Linked DNA regions of Mus musculus: region 2 is linked to region 1. A link is a loop called in an ENCODE intact Hi-C map of the cell type or tissue named here. Cell type or tissue: left cerebral cortex. All regions are shown on one strand. Each heading gives the region's core, and the rest is flanking DNA. Links, peaks and the distances in the headings are about the cores only. Region 1 overlaps Tpr (translocated promoter region, nuclear basket protein). Region 2 overlaps Ivns1abp (influenza virus NS1A binding protein).

What was found. Peaks named below come from ENCODE experiments on the same cell type or tissue, not always from the same donor. Only the 100,000 strongest peaks of a DNase experiment are listed, where the experiment ranks them.
Region 2: a loop joins it to region 1, with 5 times the contacts of the local background. A loop is called at or near these places in 10 of 42 quality-filtered maps.

Annotation. Positions count from the first base shown.
Region 1 is chr1:150,436,323-150,447,286 of GRCm38, reverse strand. It overlaps Tpr (translocated promoter region, nuclear basket protein), which reads right to left. Exons shown (of 52, transcript NM_133780.3): 39 at 10,421-10,569; 40 at 9,801-9,884; 41 at 8,011-8,205; 42 at 7,089-7,220; 43 at 6,758-6,848; 44 at 5,044-5,228; 45 at 4,035-4,103; 46 at 3,858-3,952; 47 at 2,813-2,919; 48 at 1,324-1,419; 49 at 1,046-1,202. Among named protein-coding and RNA genes, the nearest start is that of Prg4, 24 kb to the left of the region's middle. In left cerebral cortex, for the core only: a CTCF peak has its summit at 5,387; no DNase peak of the experiment used is centred there.
Region 2 is chr1:151,354,461-151,365,424 of GRCm38, reverse strand. Ivns1abp (influenza virus NS1A binding protein) reads right to left here. Exons shown (of 15, transcript NM_054102.2): 7 at 10,666-10,791; 8 at 9,189-9,296; 9 at 5,674-5,803; 10 at 5,248-5,472; 11 at 4,586-4,707; 12 at 4,367-4,493; 13 at 4,151-4,282; 14 at 3,790-3,963; 15 at 980-2,313. The coding sequence ends at 2,060. Among named protein-coding and RNA genes, the nearest start is that of Ivns1abp, 15 kb to the right of the region's middle. In left cerebral cortex, for the core only: no CTCF peak of the experiment used is centred there; a DNase peak (open chromatin) is centred at 5,963; H3K27ac peaks cover 249 bases.

The DNA of each region.
Region 1 (10,964 bases), core at 909-8,908:
TCTACTTTTTACCACTGTTTCAGCAGCCCTTCTTTTTCCATTTGACAAGCATGTTTATAGTCTTGACACTCACAGGAGTGAGTGGACTTTGATAAACTGGAAACATAACTAGTAACAGCAGATCGGTCAGTCACCCTGAGTACTAACCCAGACCTAACAAGCTATGGGCATCAGAGTTCCTAGCTCAGTGGCTGTTCTTTCATCTTGCTCCTTTTAAGAAGCACAGAAGAGTAGACAGTAAAAAACCTGAACCTGGCCTGAACTTTACTTTTTAAAAATCTGCAAATATTAGTGCAGCTACTGGTAACAACTTACCTGAGACCCCCAAGGTTGCAAGACGGGGACATGTAAATAGCATGGGGCTGACGTTAAGACTTTTAATTCTCACTGAGCTGTTACCAGTAGAATAGTCCAAGCACATTATTGTTAACGTGCTCTGAACTTAATTTCTATGATGGGAAGTAATATATTTTAGGAATAGTGTGTGGGTTAGAAGGACAAATATAAAGTGACCTGAAAATATGTATATAATTAGTAACAGCTAGCATTCTCACTGGGACTTGTAACCTCCCCTCAATTAAACACTGATGTTAAAGAATACAAACAGACCTGCCTCTTACCCATTATATCCTAGGAGACCTTGCTTATGAAGCACTGTCAAATCAAGTCCTTGAGCTCTGAGCAGAAAAATCTGTGTTCTATTTCTCAACCACTAAAATGTACAAACTTCTCAGTTTATAAGAATTAAGATCCCAGGTTTGAGACTTAACTCTACAAAACCACTGCCTATGGGCTTCTTCTAGCAAATTATTTCTGTTTCCTTAGAAAACAAAACAAAAAATTTTCAATAATGTTTTTATAAACTGCCTCTCTCATAGTAACCCTAAATTCTGAATGCTGAGTAGCTTTTTAAATATGTGCTTTGGCTTTTCCACGGGGCAGGATAGCACTGAAAACAGATTTTAATGTATTTGCTTGCTAACACAAACAACTATGACAACATAATGAACCTACAGCAAACAAAAACCACACAATAAAATCGTACCCTTCAGACTCCGCCTCTACAAATACTTCATCTCCGTCGTCACCTGCTGCTGTTTCGTTTGTCGTGGATAAAGTGCCCGTAGACGTTGTCACCATGGGAACCGACTGAGAGGCATGTTCTGAAGCATCAGAGGTGGTACTCTCAGTGAACACAGTCACTTAAAAAGAACAACAGATACCTTTACCTTTGTGGTTCATTAGTTCTGAGCCAGAATAGGTTTCAATGTGTTCTATGTCACCAATTAAAAAAAAAAAAGTCCTCATTGACGTGGCACCCACCTGGGGCTGCTACTTGGAGAGGCGTAGTGGGAACGCTGCGGCCACCAGACTCTTCTTCATGAGCCAGAAAAAGGGGTGTTTCATACATTCCCAAACCTAGAGAAAAATTTAAGTATTAGTGAATGATGAAAGAACATAAAAACACCAAAGAAAAGAATTAGTACAAAGTGTATAATTTTCTTGAAGCTCATAATGAGGCTCCTCCATCAAGCAAAAATCAAGTTCCTCAAAATATATTCAACACATCTTTTAAATTCTTTAATACTAATAAAAGCATCCCTAAATTGCTAATTTTACAGAATATCCAAATATAAACAAGTATTATGTCAAAATCTTTTCCTCACTTAACTGCCAAAGTTATTAATCCTTTCTGCTGGTGAAACTTAAACTTCCCCTATGGTTACAAAGCAAGTTAGTAGTGGCTTCTCTATTCACTTGCAAAATGCTAGTTTCCAGAAATCTATCAAATTTCACCCATGGACTAAATGATAATTCCACAAATACCAAAACTCACATACAAGTATCATCTACCACTACTACTTAATTTTATATTTAACATTTTATTGATTGATTGATTGATTGATTGTTTTTCAAGACAGGGTTTCTTTGTATAGCCCTGGCTGTCCTGGAACTCACTTTGTAGACCAGGTTGGCCTCGAACTCAGAAATCCACCTGCCTCTGCCTCCCAAGTGCTGGGGTTAAATAAAGGTGTGTGCCACCACGCCTGGCAATTTTGTTTTGTTTTGTTGCTAGGGAAAGTCTAATTAGTCATATATTTAACTAGGTATGCCACAACTCTCAAATTGTAAGCAAAAAATACACTGTACTCCTAAATTTTAAAGGAGCTGGCACTTCTTAGCAGCATTTACTTGTTCATCATACATTATGTGGAGATTTGAATGAGAATGGATCCAATAGACTCCTATGTTTGAGTGCGTGGCCCGCAGTTAGTTGAACTGTCTGGGAAGGACTAGGAGGTATAGCCTGGTAGGACAAGGTATGACCTTGTGAGCAAGTGTGTGACTAGGGCTAGGCTTTGAGGTTTCAAAAGCACATGCCAAGCCCAGTGTCCCTCGATTCCCTTGAAGAATAGGATGTAAAGCTCTCAGCTACTTTTCCAGTATCATGTCTGTCTGCTACCATGCTCCCTGCCACAATAACAGACTAATTGTCTAAAACTGTAAGCAAGCCAATTAAATGCATTAAAAAAAAAAGTTGCCTTTGTCATGGTGTTTCAATATGGCAATAAAACGGTAATTAAGCAATACAGAAATATATATAAAAAAATATATATATATAAAAGCCAGTCTTTAGGCTAAAGGAACTAGAACCTTCCTGAAGAGGTATTTATTAGAAAAGGCAGTGCCATGTCAGTAACTTTATAAATAAGAACCGGGGTTACACTGATAGCAGCTGAAGAAAAGCAGAGCATACTAACTTCTACTCAGTAGACACACTGAAGAAACCTCTGGCTTTTGCCTATTTTACCTCCTTGAGAAGCAAGTTGGCCAAGATCAGAGTGACTGGAACTTGTCTGTGGCATGTCTTCAGGTGGCCCAAACCGGAATCTAGGAACACCGGCAACCTGTGGGGAACTAAATGAACAAAAATTAATTTGATGAGAAATTTAATGCTACCTGTTTAAACCAAAAGAGGAAAAGGTTGCTTTAAAAAAAAAAAATCAATAAATAGGGAAGGAAACAATGAAAATAATTCGTCAAGGGTTTCTTGCAAAGATATTGGAAATAAATTTAGTAATATAAGTAACATAATTTAACTTTTAGCTTCCCCAAATTATGCTGATTTTTTTCAACTTGTTTGAAACAGATACACTGCAACAGGAAGCACAACAACAAAAGAAGTTTTTTTCTTTTTTTTAAATTTCAGTTTTCACTGTTTAGCAATATAAAATAAGTTACTCTAGTCTATTCTAAGTTCAGAGTTTTGAGGATTAAATAACGCATAGAAATTCTAAGTAATCACTAGGAAGTGTAAGACAGGTGTGCTCACTTATTAGTTGTTAGAACAATTACTTCACTTGGCTCAATGAAGATCATCAGGCACACTGTCGTGCTTCTAGCCTGTTGCATTACACCTGGCTACTGAGACCTGAGCTCCTACAATAAACCACCTATCATGATCACTTTAATAACCAACATCACCCCTAGTACCAATACAGCATTTACTTATATATGTCAGGTCGTATCTAAACATGTAAGCACAAACTGTATTATCAGTAAAATGAGGTTACTCAGAAGGGAGAGCAAGGAGCCTGCTCTTGTGAGGAAGCACTCGAACCGTAGAAACCACCTTCATAAGCACTGTAACACTGTGCTTCAGTTAGAAGAAGGTATACTTTATTCACCCTAGATAGTCTTCCTCAACACGACTTTTTCACGATCCTATTACATATATAGATTCATGGACAAGTAGGGTAGGACTCTACAAATAACACATCCAAAAAAACAATTTAGAAGGTAAAGAGAAAGCAGCTAGGGATCACCAAACATTCATTCTCATTACATCAACTTACTGAATAGCTTCAGCAAACCCATCAGTGCGATGTGGCACCACAAGAGTTGGGGTACTCGGGACTGTTCTGTCTTCATCATCAAAAAAGTGTTGTTGCTGAAACACAGACAGAGCACAGTATTTAATAGGCCTAACCACATACATGTGAATTACATGCACAGGATGGGTGGATACTAACCATGCCACCTATTCCTGGAGTCAACTGAAGACCACGCCCTACAGACTGCCTCCGGGTCATCTGAATTCTCTGTTTGAAAAAGAATTATATTTGCTTTAAGAATTAGGCAATTAAAACAAACACCAAAGATACAGTTTATTACTTTTGTAATGAAATATCAACTAATTTTAGAAGATTTAGAATTAACAGGACATTTCTGAATTGCTAATATCTATCATAAATATAAGTGAGAAAGTTTAAATTTTATTAATAAAGATATTTATAAACTAAAAGGCATATTTATAATTCAAGCATGTACATACATTTAGATTCTATCTCCTTGGCTGAAAATACTAAGTGAGGTTTTCCGTTGTAGTTTATATACCAACTGACTTCTTACTTCACAGCTAAAACAATCTTGAATTGGCAGACTGAATGCTTTGTGATGCCTAGTCATATAGTTCCTTTAGACTCTGTATTTTCAAATATCAAGTAATTTCCACTACTTTTATTTTAATTTGATTTATACATAATGGTTGGTTCTCAATACACTCACCATGTCCAGAATAAGAACCAAGCTAGATGAATTAACTTACTCCATGCTGAATACATAGGGTCACTAATGAACTAAGTAGAAATATTTGATGTGAAAAAATGGTTAGGTAGAATAACAATAAAAAAAAATCTATGAACCTTAAGTAAGAAATGTTCAAAACTGTTACTAAGCCAGCTAAATGCATTTTACATTAAATAAAATTTAAGAAATTTTAAGCCTATAATAACAGCAAGCAGAATTGTATTTGCTATGACTATAATCACTTTAATAACTATACAATTTTTAGCAAGTTGTGTTTTCAAAAGCCAACTCATTCACACTCAGAAACTGGAGATTAGTTTCAATTAAAAGTAGTATCTTACAACATGCCAAAACATTAAAAATTCTACTATTTGGAAGGAATAAAGGAAGGACCATGTGATGGAAAAGAGAATTTACAAGGTGGCTTTTTCAGAAGCTGGGTTCTTTTAATACCTGAACTGGTGGTCCCAGCTCCTGAGGTGGGGCGTGAATGGTCAGGCGTGGGGGGAGAGGATGTGGAGGGCGCCTTGGTGACTGCGGTGCTTGCGGAGTCTGTCTCTCAGACGCTGACGTGGGCTGCTGTTCCCTGGCAACCTCCTGAGAGAAGGAAGACTCTGCTGCACTTGTATTTCCTTCACCTATGGAAGAAAGACTTCAGTTTGGAAACCAAGCCCAGACTATGAAATCACATGGCCTAAACCTCGAAGGGTCTCACAGAGTCCTGGCTCATTTCAAACTTGCTATGTAGTAGGCTAGCCTTGAACTTCAGCTCCTCCTACCTGCCGAATACTGGGATTACCTCTGTCTCACTCTGGATGGTTAACAGACAAACAGGCAAGTAAGCACCCTCCCTTCAAGACTCAAACGACAGATGAAAGCACTTTGCTCAAGATTTGATCAAGCATGTATTTACTACATTTTGACTTATGGTACTATAATTTCTTAATGTTTAAATGTGCTTATGAGTGTCTGTGTGCCTATGGAAGCTGGAAGAGAGTGGGTCCCCTGCAGCATGTGTTATATATGGCTATATACCACCTAATACAGAAACTAAATTCAGGCCGATTAAAGAGCAATATGTGCTCTTAACCACTGAGTTATCTCTCTAGTCCAATACTATTCTTAATCACTGCACAAGCTACTTACCCCTTTCTAGAGAAACAGCATGTCAATCAATCAAGGTGACTAAGAAAAAGCCTCACTGTTAATATTTTTATATTTTGGTTCTCCCAAACTTCAAATTCCAATTACTACTCAGGTATCTAGATCTTGTTGTCTCCACTATGAAATGTAGGATGCCAGAGAATAGTTTCTAAATCTGATCTAGAATCAGAACCCTGTCCTGACAGTTGGTATTTAAAACACTTTACTTTTCTATAATCCAAATTATTAACTTAAATTTAGTTTGAGAATTTGGGACAAATAAAACTAGTCACAAGAGTAGTACCTTAACAAAAAGAAATTATTTTTACTTTATGTGTTTGAGATTTTTGCCTGCATATATGTCTGTGTACTACTATATGCATGCCTGGTGTCCATAGAGGCTGTGAGAGGTTGCCAGATCACCTGGAAGGGGAATTACTGTGGGGCTCCACATGAGTGCTAGGATCTGAATCTGGTGCCTTTCCAAGAGGAGCCAAGTGCTCTTAAAAAATACGGAACCATCTCTCTAACCCTATAAACAATTTGAAAATGGACCAACTCTAACCTTAAGACTACTAGAACTTAATTTTGATTGACACAAAAGTACCCACTCCTCCCAAAAGAAGTCTTACGGAAAGAACATTTATATGTGTTATATTTGGGGGAAAATGGCTAAGAATATCTTTTGCGAAAAAACCTTCAGTGGTAGTATCTAAAGACACATCTACATACAAATCTTAAAACAGGGTTTTGGTGGACCAACCTCTTCTAGCTGTGAGCTGCTACCCATCCCTGCTTTAATTATTCCAAATGGCTTTATGCTACATTAGAGAGTCTAGGACATTTGACCTTCACAATAGTTCAATGAGGTGGACAGATAGTATAATGGCATCTAATGGCCACATCAGGAGGGCAGAGCACTTAGTTACCAATTTACTAGAGTTATACTACATCAGAAGTACAACTCTAGTAAAATATTAAAAAATATTACCAGACTACTCTACTGAAAGACTAATGCTCTTACCACTGTTTTGAGAATCAGCAGCTCTCTGATGACTTTCAGCTCCACCCATACTTTCTTCTGTTTCTGTACCTGGATCAGTCCCATCACCACCCTAAGAACAAAATGTAATGACTGAAGCAGATCAAATGACTAGGTTACAAAAAAAGCCACACCAAATGATTAAAAGCAAACAAACCAGAGGAAAACCAAACCAAGCAAGCCAAACAAACAAAACTTCAAAGGTATGAAGACTTTTATTATCCTGGTAACACAAGATTTTCTATATGACAGGAAAACAGCAAGCTTTCTAAGCACAGTTCTTAAGGAGACAGTTTCAATTCTAACCAGTTACCTCAGCATCATCAGCTTCATATCCATCATTACCATCTGCACTACCAGTTCCTTCATTACTATCTTCACCCTCATCTCCCATCCCCGTGTCATCTTCTTCATCATCATCATCATCTTCGTCTTCTTCATAATCCTAGAAGAAGATGTCCAAGTGTGAATAAAGTGCACGCCACTCCTTTTGCACACTTAGAATAGCATACAGGAGTGTTTCAAGAGTTTTGACGTTTCCACAGTAAGGGAAAAAACAAACAAACAAACAAACAAAAAACTGTAACATTTCAAAGAATGAAAGTGATTGATTTGGAAATGGTACAGGGTGGTAAAGTAGAAACAAACAAATAAAACAACTATGAACTCCTGTTTCTTCTTTGATTTCCAGAAACAAGAGCACAGACCATCAGATTCATATAGCCATTTTTATTAAGACTAAAGATGAAATCTGAAAACAAATCCTAAATGATACAGCAATCATTTACAAACAAGCTAGGCAGGCCATACATTTCTATAATCTCAGCATTCAAAAGACTGAAGCAGAATTTTTGAGACTTCACAGCAAGCTTGGGCTATATGATATACCAAGATCCTACCTCTAATAAATAACAAAATAATGCAGCCAAAACAAGGTAAACAAAATGTTTAAAAATTGATTATCCACCATCAGCTTTTTAATTCTAATACACAATCCTACATTCCTGAACTAATCTGTATAAAAGAACTTGATAATCTAATAAAACTGACTGGGAATGAGAATCCACTACTTGATATATTAGAAACACCAAAGACTTAAAGCACAATGGTTGAAAGCAGCACACAGGTAGAAGGTCAGAAGATCCAGAGCTCAAGGCCAATGTGCACAGTGCACTGGCTTTGAGCCCTAGCTCTGGAAGGGAAGCAGAAGGAAGGCTGATAGATACTAAACTCACTTCATGTTCGCCATCATTTTCTTCATCATCATCTTCATCATCACTGTCAATTACAATTACATCATCTCCTTTGCCTTGACCATCTTGAGAGGAAGTAGTCTGTTGATCTGACTGAAGTGGTCCAAGATCGATTTGTAGAGATTGTGATGTTTCTTCACTGTCTTCCATTGGTGTATAATCTCCCTGGGTAACTCCCTTTAAGAGTTAAAAAGGTCTTTACCAAAACTAGCAATAATCTGGATACATAATGAATAAACTAAAATATTTCTATTGTTTTAAAATAAAACACATAACAAAAAAACTAATGTTACCCCATTACACGGATTATGTTTGAAACACTGCAATACACATATAAACTGACTATCCGTAACCCAAAAACTGGAACCTGAAACGTTCTGAGCACTTGCATAACACTTGAAAGAAGAGGAGGTGCAGTGGGAGGAGGTTAAGGAGCAAGAATATACAGCAATAAATCCATTAAGTAAATAAAAGGATATCTCACAGGGCCACACCTACAGGCAAGTGATGACAGCTGAGAGGTAGAGTTAGTCTATTCCAGGGATGAGCCCATACCTGATTGTCCAATATACACAAAACCTTCAAGTTATGTACATATAAAATGTGAAAATGGGACCCAGTAGGTTTTATTTATGTATATGTACATGTATGCACTTATGCATACATACATAGAACATGTAATAATAATAACAGGGAAAAAGTTACCACTTTGATAGGGAAGGGGGTACATGGAAGAAGCTGGAGTGGCTGAAGAAAGGAAGAGTGATATAATTATGTTTTAATTAAAAATATACAAGAATTAAAAATAAAAAGTAATTTACAGATGGTTAAGCCTTTCCGTCTACATGTGGCAAAGACTGGCATAAACCAAAGCTCTGCACTCTAAAGATCAGGTTCATTCTCAGAGCATCCTCTAAAAACAAGCATATCAAGAACTGGGAGGCTGGGAGGACAGCTCCATAGGTGAGCCATGGCACCCAAAGTGCTCAAGCTTTAACTCCTCAGAACATCAGCCTAAACCGACATTAACAAGTGACAGCAAGCCCAAACAGTGCTTTTTGCTGGCTCTAGACAAATACGCCAAAGTCTGCATGAAATGCTGTTGGTACTGGATAAGGGATACTCAATATTCAGCATATGCTAGATACTAAAATAATTTTTTGCATAATTACTTTCTACATTTTGCTTGCTATTAAAATAAACTATTAACAAAAATTTCTGACACTGATTTAAAAATGAATCATTTGGCTTAAGTATTCAGTAAATCTATTTTTTTTCAAATTATTAAGTAGCATCTATGAGTTAAGAAATTTATGAACGACAACAATCAATACAAAACAATATACAATAACAAACAATAAAATCAGAGAAACAAATTTAAGAACCTGTTTTAAAGCACACAGTGTCAGACATGATAGTATATGCCTGTAATTCCAACACTTAAAAAAAGCAGGGCTGTCTGAATTTAAGGCTAGCCTAGGCTACATGGTAAAAACTTGCCTCAAAAAGCAAAACAAAACAAATTTAAAAATGCAAGTAGTGAGCCGGGCGTGGTGGCGCACGCCTTTAATCCCAGCACTCAGGAGGCAGAGGCAGGCGGATTTCTGAGTTCCGAGGCCAGCCTGGTCTACAAAATGAGTTCCAGGACAGCCAGAGCTACACAGAGAAACCCTGTCTCAAAAAACCAAAAAAAAAAAAAAAAAAAAAAAAAGCAAGTAGTGTTTCAATAGGTCAAAACAATTGATTTTTAATAGTTGTATATGTTTACTCACTTCTCCAATGGAATCTTGAGAGTCCTGATTATAGGCTTGAGTTTCTGCCTCTCCATCAGTACTTTCTTCTGCCATAACTTCTTCCTAAATCATAATAGGTTATTTCTTACTGAGTCAGTGAACTACACGAATCGTCATCAGTGTTTCTCTAAAACGTTAAGTCGACAATTCTATGAAGCTGTGCCACAAATGTTTATATAAACATACTCAAATACTTCTTCAACGAACATTAATGAATACACACGTATAACATTTAGTATTATTACTGTTATACAACCTAACTCATCACAGTCTATGGTTGAAAAGGAACGTAATTTTGGCTAGCCTTAATCTTAAAATCACATGGCAAGTAATGTCAATGTGCAGAATGCCAATGACTAGACTTCCTTACAAAAGCAGAATTTAATTTGCTTCTGCTTTTATTAAATGGGAAGGAATTCATGAAAAGATATGCAAAGACTATAAACCAAGTGATAATGGCAAAATACCTTAGCTATAAGTGAAAACTACAGTTCAGGAATTTTTAGGATAATCTCCCAAAACTTAATTTGACATTGAGTATGACTGACAGCTAGCTCTTAGCTGCTGATGCAATGGTAATACACAGGAGTGTGACAGACCTCGGTTCCAACGGGTGTGACCATCTTCAGCTTCTTCGGGAGAGGCATTTCCACTGTGTCCTCAGAGACTTGGTCTCCTGCTTCCATGGTGCTGTCCTCTTCCTCCTCCCGAGTGCGCTTTGGCAAGGAGGAACTTGGGGTAGCTGAAACTTTCAGATCATACAATTTCAACCTCAAAAGTCAGATCATGGTAACTTCATTTAGACAAAGATAATATTACAACCAGTCTTAAAACTAGAACTTTGTATGACACATCTGATAAATTGCTATTTACAAAGTTTACATAGGACTTTCTATAAAAATAAAGAAAAATCATACTGTATATGCTAAATAATATGAACAGCTTTAATTTTCAGGATTCACATTAAGTTACATATAATATGTTGGCTATTTTTCCCCTTTAAAAACAGCCCAAAATATCTGGGGGTAGGAGGGCTTTTACTTAATGATAAAAACTGAAATTGAACTAATAGTAAATATGAATATTATTTTCTAATAATTTAAATTACAATAAATGTAATTTTTAAGCTACATCAAGCGCACA
Region 2 (10,964 bases), core at 1,587-9,586, 920 kb before region 1:
TAATCCCACACAGGTTTATGTATAAAGGAATCCCATTTTACTTTTACTTTACCTTAGGCACTCCTGAACTGCACTTTTCAAAGTGCCTACTGGACCTTGCAGTTCCTCCTGCACCTTAGGAAGTCCCCTTTCTGTATGTTCTAACAACCTGAGTATTTTACCAGTAAGGTGTGGAGCTGTCAGCAACAGGGTTCAGGGTCACAGGCAGAACAAACTTGAATACTAGCAGAAAGTTGGGTTTTGTTTTCTATGTAACCCTGGCTAGCCTGGAACTATGTATATCATAGGCTTTACCTGCCTCCTCAGTGTGGGCATTAAAGGTATGTGCTACTGTAAGTTCAGTATTTTATTGGCCATTGTACAAATACTTGCCATTCAAGTCTATCATTTTTAAGATCCTGGAGTCAAACTATTTCATGGATGAAGAGAATACAGATTGTATTAGGACAGTCATTAGGCTGCCATCAAATCTGCTAACCTGCCAAACTAGTTAATCCAAAACCAAACCAGAAAAAGATAACTCCACAGCAGGTGAACTGATTTTCTTTCCTGGTGGTTGTACACCAAAGAAATGAGGTGGCAAAGGACCAATCTAACATCTGAAGAAAATACATTCACATCCCAAGTCAGCCACTTATGGTCATCTTATGCCAGCTGGCTGATTTATTTTATTTTATTTTTTGGGGGGGTCTTTTTCAAGACAGGGTTTCTCTGTGTAGCCCTGGCTGTCCTGGAACTCACTTTGTAGACCAGGCTGGCCTCGAACTCAGAAATCCACCTGCCTCTGCCTCCCAAGTGCTGGGATTAAAGGCGTGCGCCAACACCACCTGGCTTAGTTTATGTGAAACACAAACTTCACACCATCCCTTACTTCAGATATGGCAAATGAGTATTTTCTACTAATACTGTAAACTCATCCTTACAGAGAAAAACAAACCCCCCCCCTCCGTTATAAGTAATGAACTGAGTGACAAACATTTGGACATTAAATCCCACAGTGCAAGGATTTACTGCAAAGTACCTTTAATGTGTTTGTATCTGCAGCAAGCATTAGATTTGCTCATTTGGGCACCATAAATTAGGTGTAGCACTACACAGACACCGAGCCACCCCAACCAGTATTAATCCAGGTAAGAAAGCTGAACAAAACACTTCTGAAAAGGGGTGCATTCACAAACCCAATACAGTTTAATTGTTTTCAATCAAAGGCTTCCACTTACATTTGTTTGGTTAATGATAAATAAAGACAGTTTAAATGCTTCAGTAAGTCAAGTAACTCATCAAACCTGGGTTTGAATTACTGTTACCATTCAGCAACTCCATCCAAATAACATCGATACTGCACTCTCAGATAGGAAAGAAAAAAAGGTACAGCTGCGGCAAATGGTGAAGTCTGCGTTCTGAGCATTTTTTAAAAGAAACAGCCACTCTGCATCCTTTCCTCTGCCACTCTGCTTTGATAATGTGAATCTGTCACATTTTACTTCAACAGATAAAGCACTCTGCTGAGAATATAAAAAGTTATAAAAATGTAATCATAAAAGACTAAATATTGGTAGGCATGTCAACTTTCTTTTAATAAAAACAAAAATAGTCATTGTTATCTATTTAAATAAGTATCTTGTTATAGAGTGTTCCAGTTATTGAAAAGGGGCCCTTAAAAAACCCAACTGCCTACGTGTAAACCCTACCCCTCTTGCCTCTTAAGACAGAATTGAGGGAAGAGTCATTTAATGTGCAAATCGGCAAAACAAATGTGGAGGAGCAGGGACTTCTTGAAATGATGTTCCCAATCAATTTGTGGTTTATTCTTTTACAGTATCAACCTTCAAAAAGTAAAATAACCAAAGATGTCTTAAGAATACAGAAACAGACCTTCATCTTTGCATTCCGTTCCAAACACAAAAAGTATGTACAGCATGTTTAATAATATGCAATATGCAAAAGCTTTGTGTTGCAGTTAGCAACATCTACCCCACCCACCCTCCTTATTCACAAGTGTACCTCTACTAAACACAATTACATCACTAAGCCTGTTAGTTTGGGGTTCTTAAATTTGTTAAAACTGGAAAATCTTTGTGTAAGGGCTCCACTCATTTGACTGAGGGTTGTAGACTTCCACAGTATTCAGAAACTCATTGCCATCGAATCCTCCCACTGCATAAATGGTATTCCCTACAGTTGTGATCCCAGCATTGCTCCTTGGTGAAGTCATATTTCCCATCATCTTCCATTCATTTCTAGTTGGATCATACATCTCCACACAACTGATGGCGTGAGAACCATCAAAGCCACCACCTACAAACAGTTTTCCTAAAAGAGAAACAAGGCAGTCAGTCTAAAAAGGCTCAGAAAACAAATTTAAAAAAAAAAAAAAAGGCCTCCAAAATTGAGTGAGTTTTAACTAGAAATGCTTGTCCGTTCTGTTAAGGCAAGGCATAGCAACACACACTTGTAATGTCACCACTCAGGAAGCCATGACTAAGGATTATTAGTATGAGATCAGCCTGGGCTACATAATGAAATCTTATCTTTAAAAAAAAGAAAGGTCTGTGTAATTGTGGCACAGATACTGGAAACCATAGAGATGAATAAAATGGACAAGAATCCATTCCTACAGAAACTTAGGCAACTATAGGGATAAAAGGGCAGAAATTGCATCATGTTAAATACATCTCCCACAATTCCATAGTAATTACTACTGTCATCATTTCACAGATGAACAATTAAGAGACACAAAGAAGGTAGAAACTTGCCTAAATATGTTAAGTGACAAACTATCAGAGTTCTATATATTCAAAGAAGTTATAGGAGGGACTAGGGCTATGCCCCTCTATGTAGGTCAATGGTAGAACACTTATCCAGTAAAAGTGAGGCCTTGGTTCAAAGTGGCACCACAAAAGTAGGTATATAGGGAACAGATAATGACTGAACTTCTAGACCTTTCATATGATTTTTTTTTCAAATTAGATACTCAATAGAACAAAAAATGTCAGCAATAAACTATGGGGGGTCACTAATTTTCAGATTCATTATTTTCTCTTCTGATTATCACTTACCCCACTTGCATGAATCCAGCTGTAACTACACTGCTAGGGCTCACAAGGGTCTGGGGTCTGGGTCAGGAGGCTGTTTCTATTCTCCACACACTTACATGCTCACTGATTGAGCCACAAAGTCTTGCTAAGATTCAGCTTTGTTCCAAATGATGTTAACTAATACTACAGACAATAAAGCAATCAATAAAGACTGTGTGAAAGGACACTGTCTACAAAAGAAAACTGACTGAGATTATGCTTTGAAATAAAATTCTTAAAGTTACTATCCTAAAATAAGGTCAATCAAAATCTAAGACTGAATAATGGATACATCTCACAGAGGGAAATTTGGAACTTGGTTAAGAACACTTACCAAGAGATGGGTAAAAGAATATATTTAGGTTATTAACAGACACTTAGAGGGGAAAATCCCTTTGTGTCACAAGAGACAAAATAATCTGAATTTTTAAAAAATGATTCCTAATTATTCTGTGTATGCCATGGGTGTAGGCTTACACATGCTGCAGCACAGAAGTCAGAGGACAACTATGTGGGTCAGTTCCCTCCTCCCACCTTTACATGACATCTGGGGATCCAACACTGGGGTTTTGCCAGAAAGGTAGGCATTCTACCTGCTGGGCCATTCCACCGGTCCCTGCAGTCTACCTAAGAGTGTGTAAGTGACCCTTCTTGGCATTTCAGAGCTCCTCCCATTTGTACTATTTAGCTCTCTCTAAACCTGGATACTCACCATCAAGCACAGCGACTCCAGCCCCTCGCCTCGCCACATTCATGGGTGCAATTAAAGTCCAGGTGTTGTTTTCAGGATTGTATCGTTCTACTGTGTTCAGACAATTCCAAGATTCTGCACCTCCAATTATATACAAATAACCACCAAGTTCACAAACTGCAGACTGGTGTCGACCTATAAAAGTTAAGGCAAACCAGGATTATTATTACAGCTATCAAAACTGTAAATGTGTACTATAACAACCTATTAATTCACAGGTCTTTAAAGAACTACAAGTTCAAGGCCAGACAGTTTGGGCTACATGGAAAGTTCTAGGCAAACTCTATCCCCCGCAAAACAAAACAAAAACAGACCAACTTACGAATGTTAAGAGGAGCACAGCTTGTCCATGACTTCGTTACAGGATCAAATACATCACAATTTTTCAGGCCCTTTTGACCATATGGATCAGAGCCACCAACAATGTACAATTTCCCATTCAGAGCACACACTCCTAGGAAGGGGTAAACCATGTCAGTAACCCATGAGTTAAATCATGAGTAAACACTGGCTGTGTTGGTTAGAAGAGTGTTATTACCTGCATTACAACGGTTGGTTCTCAGCTCTGGAACAGGGGTCCAGTCATCAATGTTTGGATCATACATTTCTCCACAACTCAGGTCATCTGAGTGTCCATTTGATCCACCCACCACATAGAGCTGTCCCTATATCAAAAGTGATAAGTAAGAATTCCCCCTGGGTAGTCCTAAGAAAGACCACAAAGCTAAAGGATTGTTTTGCAGCATACCGTACTTACCATCAGCACAGCCATTTGAAAGCGGGCTCTTGGTGTTCTCATGGGAGCAAGGAAGGACCAGTGATCTGTATGTGGATCATAGCATTCAACTGTTCGAAGACATTCCTCTCTGTTATAACCACCTGGCAAAAGAATCGTAAGTTTGCTTAAAATGTGAAACATGATCAGAATGGCTGGATTCCCCCCTAGTGGCAGTGGGCATCTTACTATATCTCCCAGGCTGTCTTACAGTTTGAGCCCCTTATTACACCACCCAAGTGCTAAGATTACAAACTATGTGGCTGGTCACCAGGGTCCAGCCAGGATGTCTGTAGGTTGTGTACCTAACGAGAAAGGTATTTAACTGACCGTTCCTAATGTCAAGGAGTAGCATTCGTTATCTATGAGCAAACTGCTTATTCTGGCTTGAGAACTAACAAGTTTATCTACTCTGTAGTCGAACATAATGAGTGTACTACAGCACTTGGCCTAGCAAGCCCTGAGGCCCTGGGTTCATGGTGTAGCGCACCACGCCCTTTTAAATTAAAATAATGACTTCTAACCAAACTTAGGGATATTCAATATCAATGTTATTCCTGTCTTGAAATGCAGCATGTTGAGTCCTCTTGCTGCAAGTCAATCAATATAAGGCCTGTCTGTCACACCCAGCGTTCTGCTCTTACCTGCAGCTATGAGTTTGCCATTCATCTCTGCTGTCCCTAGTCCAGACCGTGCGTACTGCATGGGAGACATGGGCTTTTCTAGAAGCTCATCTGGTTGCATCTCGAAGCTTAAACTCTTGCTCAGTTTTGGAGTACTTGTTGGTGAGCTCTGTGGACTGTTCCGCCCATGAAGGAAAATGACACAGAATGTACTGTCCAGCACAGCCAGGCACAAGTAAGTGTTATCTGTGAACACAAGAGCTCTGTGTTTACCATGGAACTATTAATATTAACACTTAGGGTGGTTAGAGAATTCTAAATTGTATTCCAGTCTCCAGAACGGAACTTCTACTATGGTTTTCCATATGCCATTGCTCTGAGTTTTTCCTTATTCAGTATTAAACTGACCACTATCCTTACAAATAGATAAACTGAAGACAAACTTACTTGAAGTCTTTTCTGAAGCAACGATTTTCCACTCATGCTTAGGGCTTTGCATTGAAGCATTTGGAGAAGAGAGACATCCAGTGGAACTGCCACTTATCTGCTTATGGCCATTCTCACGGGGTGGCTTTTTCTGCAAAATCAAAAGGCAGCTACAGAAACCTAGCCAGAGAGCATTCCTGCTGCACCTTTGTTCCTGAGCTACTGTGCAACACTGCCCACACACTGAGCACCTTCCACCTACACGCACACTCAAAGCACACTAAACAACACAAACCAACACTTTCCAGCTGACAGGCTCCTGCCACACTTACACCATTACTTAAAAATGAAACAGCTTCATCTACACAACTGGCTGCTCAGAAAAAGATCAATTTGAACAATTCAAAAAACACACCACAGGTCAAACACCAGAATGCTATCTCAATATAGGAGCAGGAAGGAGAAAACAACACATCTCATCTGCTCTATGTAAGGAACTGTCGACCTAACCATCCTTCATACAATGCCAGCAAAGAGTGAGCACACACAGGGTCTGCCAGTCTCTGAAAGCAGTTTACAGGGAAGTATCAATCAGAGGCATGTACATTTTATTTAGGGCTACTTATTATTGATAATGAAAAAGCTAAATACACACAGAGTAATCAGAAATGAAGTAATACTAAAAGAACCACTCGCAAAATTGTAATTCAGGAACAGTAATGCCAGATTCTTCGAGAATTAGTATGCTTTTATGAGCTTCTTTTGCAGATTGCTTTCCACCCCCTCGAGAACGGATCATACAGAATTTCATGTGTCACAGCCTGGTACCGAGTCTTAAATGTCTACCATGAAAAGAACATGTACTTCAGTACCTACAAACTCAGCTCACCCAATTAACCTGGTCCCCAGGGACAGACTGCACAAACAAGTAGTTTCTAGTAAAAACCTGTATTGCTAGTGGAAACAAAAATCAACAAAGAAACGGTTTAAAAAAAAATCCTGCTTTTTAAGGATTATAAGACACATTAAAATCTCCACCTCAATCTGTGGAAAGAGGTCCCAAGTATCACAAAATAAGAACTAGGCCATTCTTATACTACAGAGGCCTCACAGCAGTAAGAGCACTCTAACATATGAATTGTGACTGAGAGAGTGACCATGATGGGAGCGACACTCCAGCACTAAAAACTACTGGCATTAACAAACACACCTGAGACACAATCCTGGAGACGCCTATGCAAACACAACTACTCCCCTCTTTAGATCACCTTCCAGAAGAGCTCATGTATTTGGCATCCACGCTTTCTTCTCGGGCAGCTTTTCCAGAGTTGTTTCTCATCTCATTCCTCCTTCCCAGGCTACCTCTCTACCTACTCCTCTCATCCCTGAAATCTAGGGTATGACCCCACAACTTTTCACCTCCATGGTCTCTATTCAAAATCTTTTAGCAAGACAGACAGAAAGGCCAGTGTCTCACACACTCCCATGATCTTCTTCTCATTCCCAAACTGCCCTAAAGCACTATTAAGACCTGCCCTCAACCCTTGGAGAGCTAGGTATAGGCACAGATGAGTGGAATTGGTCCGTCTCCATATCCTTAGATTACTAAGCTTTTCATCATTCTTGAAAACTTGAAACTATTACCTGAAATGGTGTACAAACTGCTCTCACAAGCGTTAATCTACCCTGTGTCTGACCATCAAAAAAAAAAAAAAAAAAGCAAAGTCCAAGCCAACTTTGTAAAGTTAAAAACCGCAAATCTGTTAAGATCATCACGTAGTCAGCCCAGAGACACCCAACAATTAGCCATTTCCTATGATTAAGGAATGCCAACTAGAAGTATAACTAGCCACATCTCTCTAAACTCAAAGTGTTTCACTATGAACTTTTTAAACTACATATTCTTTCCATTCAGTATTCTTGTCTAAATTCTCCTTGCTGTACATGTAGCTCAGGTAGAGCACTTGCCTGTCATATGCAAAGGCCCCAGGTTTCATCCCCAGACCACACAAAATTTTTAAAAAAATTCTTCTTGCCACCCATAGGAAAAAGCATCAGTTGTACGTTTCCTTTTCCAGATTAGACTGCCAACAACAGAGCAGCACCCTGCATGGATAATCTTCTTCTGCTCATCTAAGACTAATCTACTAAATCCCACGCCTCCCACCTCATGTCTCATCCCACAGGCCCCCTCAGGCCCTCTGATGGTAGAAGCCTCTCTTCAGACAGTATTGTTTACTACCTTGGTAGGGTCCTGTAATAGAAGCTACACACGCTATGTCTTCACGTCGAGCATCACAGCCTACCACTGGCTGGTATTTAATCTTTTGCCATTAGAAAGGCTACTTTAACTTACAATATTTATAATTAAAGATAAAACAATCTGGATGCTCCAAGTAGAAATACAAACACGGCTTTTGGCTAACCCAAGTCCCAACTTGTTTTAGAAGTACTATTATTGCCATGGGATACCACAGGCATCTAATCTAGATAACATTATCACACAGTCAGTATACTATCACTGAGCCAACTTTGAAAGCAAACACTCCATGGCTTAATTTCTTCACAATGCTAAAAGCCATATAAGAATGCATATTACATGACTATTTTATAAAGATTCCAAGCAGGCAAAATATGTTTGTATCTCAAGCTAGGACAATCGGTTTTTGGAAGGTGTAGAGCGGTGATTGAAGAGAAAGGCTCCAGGGCGCTTTTCTTCTTAAGAGCATGGTTAGTGACTGGCTCAACGTGGCATGTACGATTTGTGGGGCTGCTATGGTGTTGCTCAGTGTTGGAGGGCAAAAAACACATGCAGAACATTGGTTTAATTTTAACACACAAAAACAATAATGTTTCTTTTCTGTATACTGTCAGTGTCCATAAGATTGTTCAGATACCTCAGATGTTTGTTCTCTACTGTTAAAAATGTGTATAAATTTAAGTGCGTGTTTAATAAAAGGCTACAGACGTAACTCGATCAACACAAGGAAACTATACTGCTTTAATACATTCTGCTGGAGAAACATCCAGACCACACTGTAACACATGATCAACCATTTCTGAGTTCAACACTGTATAAAGTTATTATAAATCACGATATAGTTTCTATTTCATGAGTGTTCAGTAATTAAATAGACAAAATTTCTTTCACAGCCATCAGCAATTTAAATCAACTATATCTTTTTAAAACTGATCCTTTTGATCATGCGTGTTACAAATAACCTTAAAAAAAAATCTAACCAAATTAACGAAACCCTAACATATTGCTTTATTTTACTATTCTAATTACTAGTTGTGAACAGTAATTTGAGAGAAAAGGTGTAAATGGAGTTTGTCTAATTGGCTGAGTTAGCTTCTACTAGTGTGGCAAAAATGCTGGAAGCTGTAAAATATGCCTCTTTTCTCCCCAAAAAGTCTCTGTCCAGTTATAACAATGGAATTCATCCACTTTCCTTTGTTAAAGGAAAATTTAAGAATGCTATAAGTTCTCCAGTTAAAGTTTAACCTGAGGTTACCTCAGACTGTGCAATGTGTACCTGCACAAACTGAATGTGGTCATCATCACTGCCAAACACCTCAGCCTGTCCATCTAGTGGGTTCCCATCAAGCAGCTTGTGATCAGCTGAGTAGTACAAGGTTTGAACCTGCAAAACAGCAACAGAACACCCATGTGGCTACTGTCACCATGGCTACTCGCTAGTACGAAGATTTCACAACCGCCTCAAGGTAACCTCCAGTGTGCGTCTTGACATCTTACTCTGGCAGGATCCCGATGCAAAGAAAAACATGTCATAGTAGTAAAAATGTAAAAAGTGAAAACAAAACAAAACAAAAATCAAGATCAAATACAAAATCTTCTAACACTGGCTGAAGAGTCCTTGGCTTGATTGGCTTGAAAGAAATCTTCCTTGTTTCCATTGCTTCTATTATGTGACATTAAGAGAAAAAGGTATAGTACAACACATGGTTTCTTAAATATACATATTTACAACAAAACACTGATTGCTTTACACCTTTGAAGATTAATGGTACTGTTTGAATAAACATACTTCTCCCCTGTAGGTTAATATCAAGAAAACATATAAAGGAAAAAACAAATTCAAAAATTCAAGCAAGCTGCAATCTTCCTGCACAGATGCAAATACATGACTACTGCATCTGATTCCCACATGGGAGGTGACAGAAATGACAGAGCATCTGCTAGCCTGTATAGAAGGCCGTAATGGCAGTGACTAAGGCCTAACAGAGCAGGCTAGCTTGAGTGAGCATGGAGGGCTCTGTGGAATGATACACTCAATTACTCCACTGCTCCAATCAACATATGGACCAGTCCCAACTTTTCCATCAAATTTTGTTTTTCTTGTGAATTTTAAAAAACATCCCCAAGTCTGACTATATGTAAGAGCAACACCACTGAAAACACAAAGCTTTCGAGCTAAGAACCCTGTAAGGAGTAAACACCATTAAATCATCATCGCTCTCTGCCCACAGCGGACTTTTCTTAGGAGAACTGGGGCAGGACTGCTGCTTCTTTACGTGTGTGTCAATACACTCGAGGTGTCTTCTCGGCTCTTCAGTCTTGGGGATCCTAGTTTTGTTAATAAACCTATGGGGAGATAAACCAACGGGGAGGAACAACCATTAGAAGCTTTACCTACTTGTCAGACTTAAAGCAAAAACCTGTGAAGAAAAATTAAGACTCTACAGAAAATGTCAGTACCACCTCCCGTTTCTAAAGCAAGTTACATGCTACTTTAAAGAAAGTTAACGGCACATACTCAGCAAAGAAAAAAAGGAAAAAAAGGAAAAAAAAAAAAGAAAAGCAGAAGACCAAACTGAACGGTTCATTCAGCTCACCTGGACACCCCCCCTGTTTCTCAGCTTAGGGGTACCTATAGCAAAATTTAAATTCTTTAGGGTCATGGTTATAAAATAAAAGTGAAAGGGAATCCTTCATGTTATAGCAAAAATAATTGGTAAGAACTGTTGGGTCCCATTTACTTTAAAACTAACCTCTTCCATGAGCTCCTCCAGGCTGTCTCCATTCTCCCAGATGCTACGCTGCACCCAGTTGATTACCTTTGTATACAACTTGCCATTGCTGGGCAAGCACACATTATCTTCAAGCATTACCTCCAACTAGAATTGTATATAAATAAAACAAATATCAGTGACATCCACATCAGCTTGGGAATTCTAGTTCTCAGCTAAATGCTCAGTTTTCTAATAAAAGTTGTATTGGGGGAAGGAGGGAGGCTCATGAGCCCCGCCACTAGCTGAAGTGCTAGAGAGTTAAAGGCGTGGTTCCTGGC